Linked DNA regions of Homo sapiens: region 2 is linked to region 1. A link is an interaction called in ENCODE POLR2A ChIA-PET data of the cell type or tissue named here. Cell type or tissue: MCF 10A. All regions are shown on one strand. Each heading gives the region's core, and the rest is flanking DNA. Links, peaks and the distances in the headings are about the cores only.

Evidence for each region. Peaks named below come from ENCODE experiments on the same cell type or tissue, not always from the same donor. Only the 100,000 strongest peaks of a DNase experiment are listed, where the experiment ranks them.
Region 2: POLR2A ChIA-PET joins it to region 1 with 5 read pairs; 2 of 35 experiments call an interaction of 5 or more read pairs at or near these places.

The regions. Positions count from the first base shown.
Region 1 is chr6:110,850,985-110,856,366 of GRCh38, forward strand. It overlaps a transcript of AMD1 not described here. Among named protein-coding and RNA genes, the nearest start is that of SNORA40C, 5.1 kb to the left of the region's middle. In MCF 10A, for the core only: no CTCF peak of the experiment used is centred there; a DNase peak (open chromatin) is centred at 3,297.
Region 2 is chr6:110,972,567-110,977,948 of GRCh38, forward strand. No RefSeq gene overlaps it. Among named protein-coding and RNA genes, the nearest start is that of RPF2, 6.8 kb to the right of the region's middle. In MCF 10A, for the core only: no CTCF peak of the experiment used is centred there; no DNase peak of the experiment used is centred there.

The sequences.
Region 1 (5,382 bases), core at 249-5,248:
ATGGAGTCCAGCTCTGTCGCCCAGGCTGGAGTGCAGTGGTGCAATCTTGGTTCACTGCAACCTCCACCTCCCGGGTTCAAGCAATTCTCCTGCCTCAGCTTCCCGAGTAGCTGGGACTACAGGCATGTGCCACCATGCTCGGCTAATTTTTGTATTTTTTTAGTAGAGACGAGGTTTCAGCATGTTGGCCAGGGTGGTCTTGAACTCCTGACCTCAGGTGATCCATCTGCCTTGGCCTCCCAAAGTGCTGAGATTACAGGCATGAGCCACCACGCCCGGCCTTTTCTTTTATTTTTTAATAAAGAAGGGGTCTCATTGTGTTGCCCAGGCAGGTCTTGAACTCTTGGGCTCAAGCAATCGCCCTGCCTTGACCTCCCAAAATATTGGGATTACAGGTGTGAGCCACCATGCCAAGCCATAAGTACTTTTTTGAAAAGTTGTGGGGTTTTTTGTTTGTTTTTGTTGTTGTTTTCATTGTTGTTGTTGTTGTCGTTTTGATATGGAATGTTACTCTGTCGCCCAGGCTGGAGTCCATTGGCACAATCTCCACCCACGGCAACCTCCACCTCCTGGGTTCAAGCGATTCTCCTGACTCAGCCTCCTGAGTGGCTGGGATTACAGGCATGCACCACCATGCCCAGCTAATTTTATATTTTTAGTAGAGACAGGGTTTCTCCATGTTGGTCAGGCTGGTCTCAAACTCCTGACCTCAAGCGATTTGCCCACGTTGGCCTCCCAAAATGCTGGGATTACAAGTGTGAGCCACTGCACCTGGCCCTCAAAATTGGTTCTAATCACATAGTGTTTAACATCACCCCAGCTTGTATAAATTAAGTGCTTAATAAAGATCATTGTTCATTTATCTTAGACACATTATTTGCCAGGAGAAAAATAAAGGATATCCTAGACACAGAATAGTGAATGAATATGCAAAAAATAAGTAACAAGTGCAGCTCACCTTAACAATACGCTTTTTAAAATGTGCATAAATTGAATTATTTAAAGTAAAATCAAGAGCTTTGGTTTAAAACAGAACTCTAGCAATCTTCTGTAACATAACGAGATTTTTTTGTTTTTTTTTTTTTTGAGAAAGAGTCTCTCTTTGTTACCCAGGCTGGAGTGCAGTTGTGGGAACATGGCTCACTGCATCCTCAACCTCCCAGCCTCAGGTGATCCTCCCTACTGACTATAGGCATGCACCTCCACGCCTGGCTAATTTTTTTTTTTTTTTTTTTTTTTTTTTTTTTTTTTTTTTGAGAAGGAGTCTCTCTCTGTCGCCCAGGCTGGAGTGCAGTGGCACGATCTTGGCTCACTGCAACCTCTGCCTCCTGGGTTCAAGCAATTCTCCTGCCTCAGTCTCCCGAGTAGCTACAACTACAGGCACACGCCACCAAGTCCGGCTAATTTTTTGTATTTTAGTAGATACAGGGTTTCACCTTGTTGCCCAGGCTGTTCTCGAACTCCTGACCTCAGGATCCACCCATCTCAGCCTCTTAAAGTGCTGGGATTACAGGCGTGAGCCACTGCACCTGGCCCATAATGAATTCTTAATATTATGTAGCTATTCATGTTAAGACTTCCTGGTCACCTCCTTCAACAACTGGGAAACATCAGTTTTGGAACCCATAGTCATATCTAATAAAGGCACATTCTCTTGCCTTGTCTTAGAAATAAAATAAAACAATAATCAATACAAAGAATTGCTGTCTTTGGTCTCCATACTTTTCCATTTTTACAACAAACTTCTTATGCAAACCTCACAATATCAGCGTAAGAGTCAATTTTCATACTTTGACCCAACACTCTACCTTATAGGTAGTCAATGAATATTTTTCTGAATGAACAAACATTTTAATTCATTAATTAGTTAATTAAGTAGTTCTAAACCTAAGATTATTCTGGGGTGCGGAAGGAACTAACATGAAAACTTTAGAGATATAAGCAGCCATATCAGTCTTTCCCTTTTTTTTGAACTTGCATCATTGGCTAATTAAGCACTTTTTTTTTTTTTTTTTTTTTAGTGTGTGTGACTCACTTTATTGCAATATTCATTTTATTGTGGAGTGGTCTGAAATTGACTCTGCAATATATTTGAGGTATGCCTGCATACAACAGCATTTCTATTTTTTCTTTTCTTTCTTTTTTTCTTTTTTTTTGAGACAGAGTCTCACTCTGTCACTCCGGCTGGAGCGCAGTGGTGTCATCTTGGCTCCCTGCAACCTCCACGTCTAGGGTTCGAGCAATTCTCCTGCGTCAGCCTCCTGAATAGCTGAGACTACAGGTGTGTACTACCATGTTCAGCGAATTTTGGGGTTTGTGGGTTTTTTGTTTTTTTTTTTTTGAGACGGAATCTCGGTCTGTTGCCCAGGCTGGAGTGCAGTAGCGTGATCTCAGCTCACTGCAACCTCCACTTCCCGGGTTCAAGCGACCCTCCTGCCTCAGCCTCCTGAGTAGCTGGGACTACAGGCGCGAGCCACCATGCCCAGCTAATTTTTGTATTTTTTAGTAGAGACAGGGTTTCACCATGTTGACCAGAATGGTCTGGATCTCTTGACCTCATGATCCGCCTGCCTCGGCCTCCCAAAGGGCTGGGATTACAGGCGTGAGCCACCGCACCTGGCCATTTTTGTATTTTTAGTAGAGATAGGGTTTCACCACGTTGGCCAGGCTGGTCTTGAACTCCTCATCTCAAGCGATCCTCTCACCTCAGCCTCCCAAAGTGCTCAGCTTACAGGTGTGAGCAACTGCGCCCAGCCTAAACACATCATTCTTAAACTACCTGACCTTTCAGAACTAACAGTTGAAGCTAGGAATTCTCTATTTTGCCACTCTGTCTACAATCCTCCATTATCTACATAATATTGCAGCTCTTCCATTATATTGTGGAATGGCTGTGAAGTAGCACAAGGCTCAATGTCAAGTGTCCTCTAATACTCCATCGCACGACTAAACCCTATGTCACTTAGCAACATTTCCCTGCCCTGCTCTCCCAGCTCTTGTTGGGAAGCCTGTTCTGAGACGGTGGAACTTGGCAGGGGTGAAGGAAAATCCAGTGACTGATGCTTTATGTCCAGGAATTTTCAAAGCCTGTAGATGGCTTTTGGTTTTGGGTGGTGGTTTTTGTTTTTCTTTCTTACTTTTTTTCTTTACTAAAGGATTAGAATTTATAAATAATAGAGTGTACTGCACAATGGAAGATGCAGAACACAAACACGTTTAACTAGAATAGTATTCTTTAGCACTGGTGGTACCACACCTTTATTGCTAAAGACCTGTGTTGGGAAATGGGGACACTCCCCTTCTTACACTTCAGGTTACAGCCCTGTCCAGTTAAGCAATACACCACTTCACACTGGAGACCTTAATTTAAATGAGTTACAACTAACTTTTATGTAGGGCAGCAAGGTGCATGAAAAGGAAAACAAATGAGTACAAAGGATAAAAGAATCACTCCTTTCTTTTCTTTCTTTCTTTTTTTTTTTGAAACGGAGTCTCATTCTGTCGCCAAGGCTGGAGTGCAGTGGTACGATCTTGGCTCACTGCAACCTCTGCCTCCCGGGTTCAAACGATTCTCCTGCCTCAGCCTCCCAAGTAACTGGGATTATAGGCACCTGCCATTATGCCCAGCTAATTTTTGTATTTTTGTAGAGATGGGATTTCACCATGTTGGCCAGGCTGGTCTTGAACTCCTGACCTCAGGTGATCCACCAGCCTCGGCCTCCCAAAGTGCTAGGATTACAGGAGTGAGCCACCGCACCCGGCCAAATGTTTGTAATTCTTACATTCTCTGGAAAAAAATTCGTTAATTGAGTTTATATTGAAATGTAGCAACTCCTAGTTTCATAAATTTTATGTATGTAATATTTGAAGGATCCTGATTTTTTGCTTTCTTATTACATAGTGCTAAATACACAGTATATATGAGATTTTGCTGAGTTGAAAACTACAATTGTGGATTTCAAATAAATAATGCTAAACTAGTTATGTGGAAAATGAGAAGGTTAGGTTTATTTATAAATATCTACTTGGGTAGATTATCTTCACATTCTCTAATTGCATGGCTTAAAGTTCTCTCTCTCTCTTTTTTTTTTTTTTTTTTTTTTTTGAGAGAATTGTCCAGGCTGTTCTTGAACTCCTGGCCTTGTTGGATCCTCTGGCCTTGGCCTCCCCAAGTGCTAGGATTACAAGCATGAGCTACCATGCCTGGCCTATGCCAGCTTTTTAAGAACCTTGAGATCAAAGAAATAAATGAGAAATTTCTGAAAATTTCCACATGTACTTAAAACTCTGTAACTATATACTATATATTAAATCTACCAAAAAATTGATGGTTAGGAACCTGCAACCAGGATTTAATAGCCTTGTTTTATAAAAGTATACCAAAACAATTAGAAAAACATAGTTAATAGCTTTTAAACAAAATTTGCTTACAAATTATAGTTTGATACAATTATAAAGTAATAAATGGCATAAAGTTACATAGATTATGTATCACTTGGCTGACCATCTGGTGCCTTCCAAAGGCTGCCAAAACTGCTGCAAGCCAGGCTGAGGCTTGAAGAACCCCTGAATTCCTGCATCTAGAAGGATGCAGGTGTCTCTTGTCTAGGACATTTCAAGGAAATGTCTTCTCCCTATTTCCCTGCTCCCGACCAGTTTATACAGATTACAGGGAATCCGTAGGATCTGGAGGCTGAGAGAAAGGTGCAAAAAGGTAGAGTGACAAAAATGGACTTTTAAAAACTGTTCCATCAGGTATTCTTTGGTTACAAGTAAAAGAAAGGTATCCTAACCCAACTTAAAAGGGGATGATGAGCCAGGCGCAGTGATGCATGCCTGTAATCCCAACACTTTGAGAGGCCAAGGAGGGTGGATCACTTGAGTCCAGGAGTTGGAGACCAGCCCTGGCAACATAGCGAGACCCCAACTCCAAAAATAATTAAAAATTAGTCAAGCATCGTGGCACATGCCTGTAGCCCCAGCTACTCCGGAGGCTGCGGTAGGAGGATTAATTGAGCCTGGGAGGTTGAGGTTGCACTGAGCCATGCTTACACCACTGCACTCCAGCCTGGGCAACAGAGCAAGACCTTGTCTCAAAAAATAAATAAAAATTAATTAATTAAAAGGGGATGATCAGAAATCCAGAGGGGAAGATCACAGATCCCAAGTAGAGGTCACAGATGTCAAAGTTGTCAGACCACTACTCTCTCCACCTTTCTCTGGGATTGTACAGTTGCTGCATCTGTTGACACATCCAGGCTATGGCTTATCTCTGATGACTGGATTTCCTCATTTATGAGCATGCATACATCAAAAAAAATGGCTGCCACTCCTCACACTACCTGACTCTCCAGCTCTGGTGTCCTCCACTGAGCTAGTTAC
Region 2 (5,382 bases), core at 271-5,270, 120 kb after region 1:
TTGTTTCTTTACCCCTCAGCTGACACTTGGGAGGCTGGAGTAAAGACTCCTGCAGAAATAAGTCTCATGCTGCTGTGTTGCTGTGCTGTTCCTTGTTCTGTATCCTGGAATACTAAGTGAGCTGGGTGCCAGATTGGGTTCCACAAGGCTTGTTGGGGTCCTGTGATTGTGAATGTCTTTCCAAACCTGTAGCTATTGCTGCTGTTTAGGCAGAGAAGGCAGAGGCTTTGCCACTTTCTACCTAAGAGAGAAATAAGCTACTCTCTTCGTTAGGTCACTCTCTGTAATAGCCAAACATAATACTAATTGATACATATGTATTTTATTTATTTATTTTTATTTTTTGAGATGGAGTCTTCTCTCTGTCGCCCAGGCTGAAGTGCAATGGCGCAATCTCGGCTCAGTGCAACCTCTGCCTCCTGGATTCAAGCAATTCTCCTGCCTCAGCCTCCCGTGTAGCTGGCATTACAGGCGTGCACAATCATGCCCGGCTAATTTTTTGTATTTTTAGTAGAGACGGGGTTTCACCATGTTGGCCAGGCTGGTCTCCAACTCCTGACCTCAAGTGATCCACCCGCCTTGGCCTTCCAAAGTGCTGGGATTACAAGCGTAAGCCACCACACCCGGCCTGATACATATGTATTTTAGAAAACATGAAAAATATTAAAAAGTAGGCCAGGCGTGGTGGCTTATGCCTGTAATCCCAGACTTTGGGAGGCCAAAGCAGGAGGACTGCCTAAACTAGGAGTTCAAGACCAGCCTGGGCAAGATAGCAAGACCTCATCTCTATTAAAAGTATAAAGAAGTGGAATATTCTTGAGATTTGTAATCTTGCAAAAGAAACTCATCTACACGATAGTGTAGTTCTACCTTAAATTGAAGAGGAAAATAAAATCTTAAATTCTGACGAAAACATACATGTTAAGCTCCTTACCTATTTATAAGTGTTTCAAATTTAGTAAAATAAAGTCTTATTTTTTAACTATGTAATATTTTGTGAGACTAGAATTTCATTTATGAATTTCTTTGCCATTTAATTGCCTTAGTAACTCACTAGGATTACTTAAAAGCTAATGTTAGAACCAGAGTCCCTGTATAGCTATCACACTAAGTACTACTTTTAAAAAAAAATTAAGTAATATTATTTTTAAAAAATAGAGAAGGGGTTTGGCCAGTTGCCCAGCCTGGTCTTGAGCTCCCGGGCTCAAGCCATCTGCCTGCCTCAGCCTCCCACTAAGTACTACTTTTGACACTGAATGCAGTGGATTGCTTTTGTTGACAAATAATACTTTTCAATTTAAAAGGATCATATCGTTGCCTGGGCGCAGTGGCTCACGTCTGTAATCCCAGCACTTTGGGAGGCCGAAGTCAAGGTAGGCAGATTGCTTGAGCCCAGGAGTTCGAGACCAGCCTGGACAACATGGAGAAACCCCATCTCTACAAAAAACATAAAAATTGGCCGGGCGCGGTGGCTCACGCCTGTAATCCCAGCACTTTGGGAGGCTGAGGCGGGTGGATCACGAGGTCAGGAGATCGAGACCATCCCGGCTATAACGGTGAAACCCCGTCTCTACTAAAAAAATACAAAAAATTAGCCGGGCGTAGTGGCGGGCGCCTGTAGTCCCAGCTACTTGGGAGGCTGAGGCAGGAGAATGGCGTGAACCCGGGAGGCGGAGCTTGCAGTGAGCCGAGATCGCGCCCCTGCACTCCAGCCTGGGTGACAGAGCAAGACTCCGTCTCAAAAAAGAAAAAAACATAAAAATTAGCTGGGCGTGGTGTTGCACACCTGCAGTTGCAGCTACTCAGGAGGCTGAGGTAGGAGGATCACCTGAGCCCAGGGAGGTCAAGGCTGCAATGAGCTGTGATCATGCCCCTACATTCCAGCCTGGGCAATAGAGCAAAACCTGTCTCAAAAAAAAAAAAAAAAAAAAAAAAAAAGCCGGGCGCAGTGTCTCACGCCTGTAATCCCAGCATTTTGGGAGGCCGAGGCAGGCAGATCACAAGGTCAGGAGATCGAGACCATCCTGGGTAACACGGTGAAACCCCGTGTAAAAAATACAAAAAAATTAGCCGGGCGTCATGGCAGGTGCCTGTAGTCCCAGCTACTCCGGAGGCTGAGGCAGTAGAATGGCGTGAGCCCGGGAGGCAGAGCTTGCAGTGAACCGAGATTGCGCCACTGCGCTCCAGCCTGGGCGACAGAGTGAGACTCCGTCTCCAAAAAAAAAAAAAAAAAAAAAAGATTGTATTGTTAAGGTGCATCATGGAGAATTATTCCTTAAGCCCATTATAAAAAATGTTTGCAGCTGGGCACGGTGGCTCACGCCTGTAATCCCAGCACTTTGGGAGGTCAAGGCAGGTGGATCATGAGGTCAGGAGATCGAGACCATCCTGGCTAACACAGTGAAACCCTGTCTCTACTAAAAATACAAAAAAATTAGCCGGGCGTGGTGGCATGCGCCTGTAGTCCCAGCTACTCAGGAGGCTGGGGCAGGAGAATCACTTGAACCCAGGAGGCGGAGGTTGCAGTGAGCCAAGATCACGCCACTGCACTCCAACCTGGGCAACAGAGCGAGACTCCATCTCAAAAAAAAATGTTTGCAACTCCACTCATTTATTCATTATGTACTGCACAGCTGATCATAAATTTATGGATAGACAGCCAGCTCAGTGAAACTACTGACGATATATACTTTTCTATTTGTATAGCAGCAGTTTTTAATTTTTTAGAATCTCTTATTTCCTCTTGTTCCAATAGCTTATGTGAAAATATTCAACTTTCCTAATATGTCTAAGGTTTACATGGAATTATCTTCCAGAAATGTTTGTATTGATTTTGGAGATGAATTTGCTATATTTTATGACTTTGACCATTATTTCCCTGTGGAATGAGAAAATGCTGTTTATAAAATTGCCCATAAGTACATTTTACTTTATTAATACAGTACAAAGTAAATATACACCTTTGTTAATGTCAATTTGTAGCTGGTAGTTACTGATAGTTGGTATATGGGTTCAAGGCAGCCATACACATGCATCTTTTTTTTTTTTTTTTTGAAACAGAGTCTCACACTGTCACCAAGGTTGGAGTGCAGTGGCACAATCTCTGCTCACTGCAACCTCTGCCTCCCAGGCTCAAGTGATCCTCCTACCACAGCCTCCCAAGTAGCTGGGACCACAGGCACATGCCATGACGCCCAGCTAATTTTTTGTATTTTTTGGTGGAGATGGGGTTGCACCATGTTGCTCAGGCTGGTTTTGAACTCCTGAGCTTAGGAGATCCACCTCCCTCAGCCTTCCAAAGTGCTGGGATTACAGGTGTGATCCACGGAGCCCGGCCATACTTGTGTATCATTAATAAGAAGGTGAAAATAGTAGAGGTTCTAGTTTTCTCAGATGCAAAATAAGATCTCTTTTACTATCATGTATGAAAAATTTTATTTTGTACTCTTATTTCATGCTCCCATTTGGGAACTGTATTATTTTCCACTATTGCTGTAACAAATCACCACAAACTAGTGGCTTAAAACAACATCAATTTATTATCTTACAGTTCAGGAGGTCAAATTCTTAGTTCAAGGCTGGGCGTGGTGGCTAACGCCTGTAATCCCAGCACTTTGGGAGGCCAAGGTCAGGAGTTTTGAGACAGGCCTGGCCAACATGGTGAAACCCTGTTCTCTACTAAAAATACAAAAAAAATTAGCTGGGCATGGTGGTCTATGCCTGTAATCCTAGCTACTCAGGAGGCTGAGGCAGGAGGATTGCTTGAACCCAGGAGGCAGAGGTTGCAGTGAGCTGAGATCATGCCACTGCACACTCCAGCCTAAGCAACAGAGTGAGACTCCATCTCAAAAAAAAAAAAAAGACAAAAAACAATTGTAAGTTCCAGTGTTATGGGGCTAAAATCAAGATCTCTTTCCTTGCTTTTTCCAGGTTATAGAGGCTGCCTGAATTCCTTGGTTTGTAGCTCCTTCCTCCATATTCAAAGCCAGCTGCATTACATCTTCTCTCTCTCACTCTGACCTCTGCTTCCATTATCACATTTCCTTCTCTGACTCTTAAACTTCTGCCTCCCTCTTATAAAGTCCATTGTCATTAGATTGGTGCTCATCTGGAAAATCCAAGATAATCTCCCTATTTAAAGATTCTTAGCTGGTCCTGCCGCAGCCTCCTGGGTGGCTGGGATTACAGGCTCCTGCCAGCATGCCTGGCTGATTGATTTTTGTGTTTTTGGTGGAGGCTGGGTTTCACCATGTTGACCAGACTGGTCTTGGACTCCTGACCTCAGGAGATCTGCCTGCCTCAGCCTCCCAAAGTGCTAAGGACCATGTACTTTCTTATAGGGGGTGCTGCTCTAGTATTTGTTTGTATTAGCTTCTTTCAAAAGAATTTGTCAAGAATAACTTGACCTATATTTAGATTTATAAAATGTAACAATATTTTCTATACTTTTACTCAACTGTATCATACATTTTTTTAAATGGTGATTAGTAACTTTGTACTGTTAAATACTCATTTGGAATTTTTTCATGAGAGGCCAGTTCAAATTACATGTATATATCAAAACAACTACAATTTAAGGATAAATGAAATACAATTGTATTAACTTACAACAATTACTGAACATGTCAGTACAACATGTTACTGAAAAGTTATTAAGGGGAGAATGATAGGGACCATGCTATTCACAAATTATTTTCACGAAAATAAATACTTGAATTAATCAATTTAAGTGTGTGACACTTCTGAATATTTTGTTCATGTCATTCATTTGCTATGCAAATTCTTCACTGTGCAGTGTACTCCTATTTGTATTCTGATAATAATGAGTGGGTTAATAAAGTTTTACTGAAAAAAAAAATTCTTAGCCAGGTGCGGTGGCTCACGCCTGTTATCCCAGCACTTTGGGAGGCCGAGGCAGGTGGATCACAAGGTCAGGAGTTCAAGACCAGCCTGGCCAATATGATGAAACCCTGTCTCTACTAAAAATACAAAAATTAGCCAGGTGTTGTGGTGGGCGCCTGTAGTCTCAGCTACTAGGGAGGCTGAGGCAGGAGAATCGCTTGAATCTGGGAGGCGGAGGTTGCAGTGAGCTGAGATAGCACCACTGCACTCCAGCCTGGGTGACAGAGTGAGACTCCATCTCAAAAAAAAAAAAAAAATCCTTAATAACCGCTGCAAAATCTCACTAACATCACCACCAGTCCTGCCACTTAACAGCAGACATCACAAACTTTTCCAAAAAACTAAAGAGGAGGGAATACATCCCATCTGAATCTATTAGGCCAGTATTGATCCAATACCAAAGCCAAACAAAGATTCCACTAGAAAACTACAGGCCAATATGATGAATATAGACACAAAAATCCTCAGCAAACTATCAAC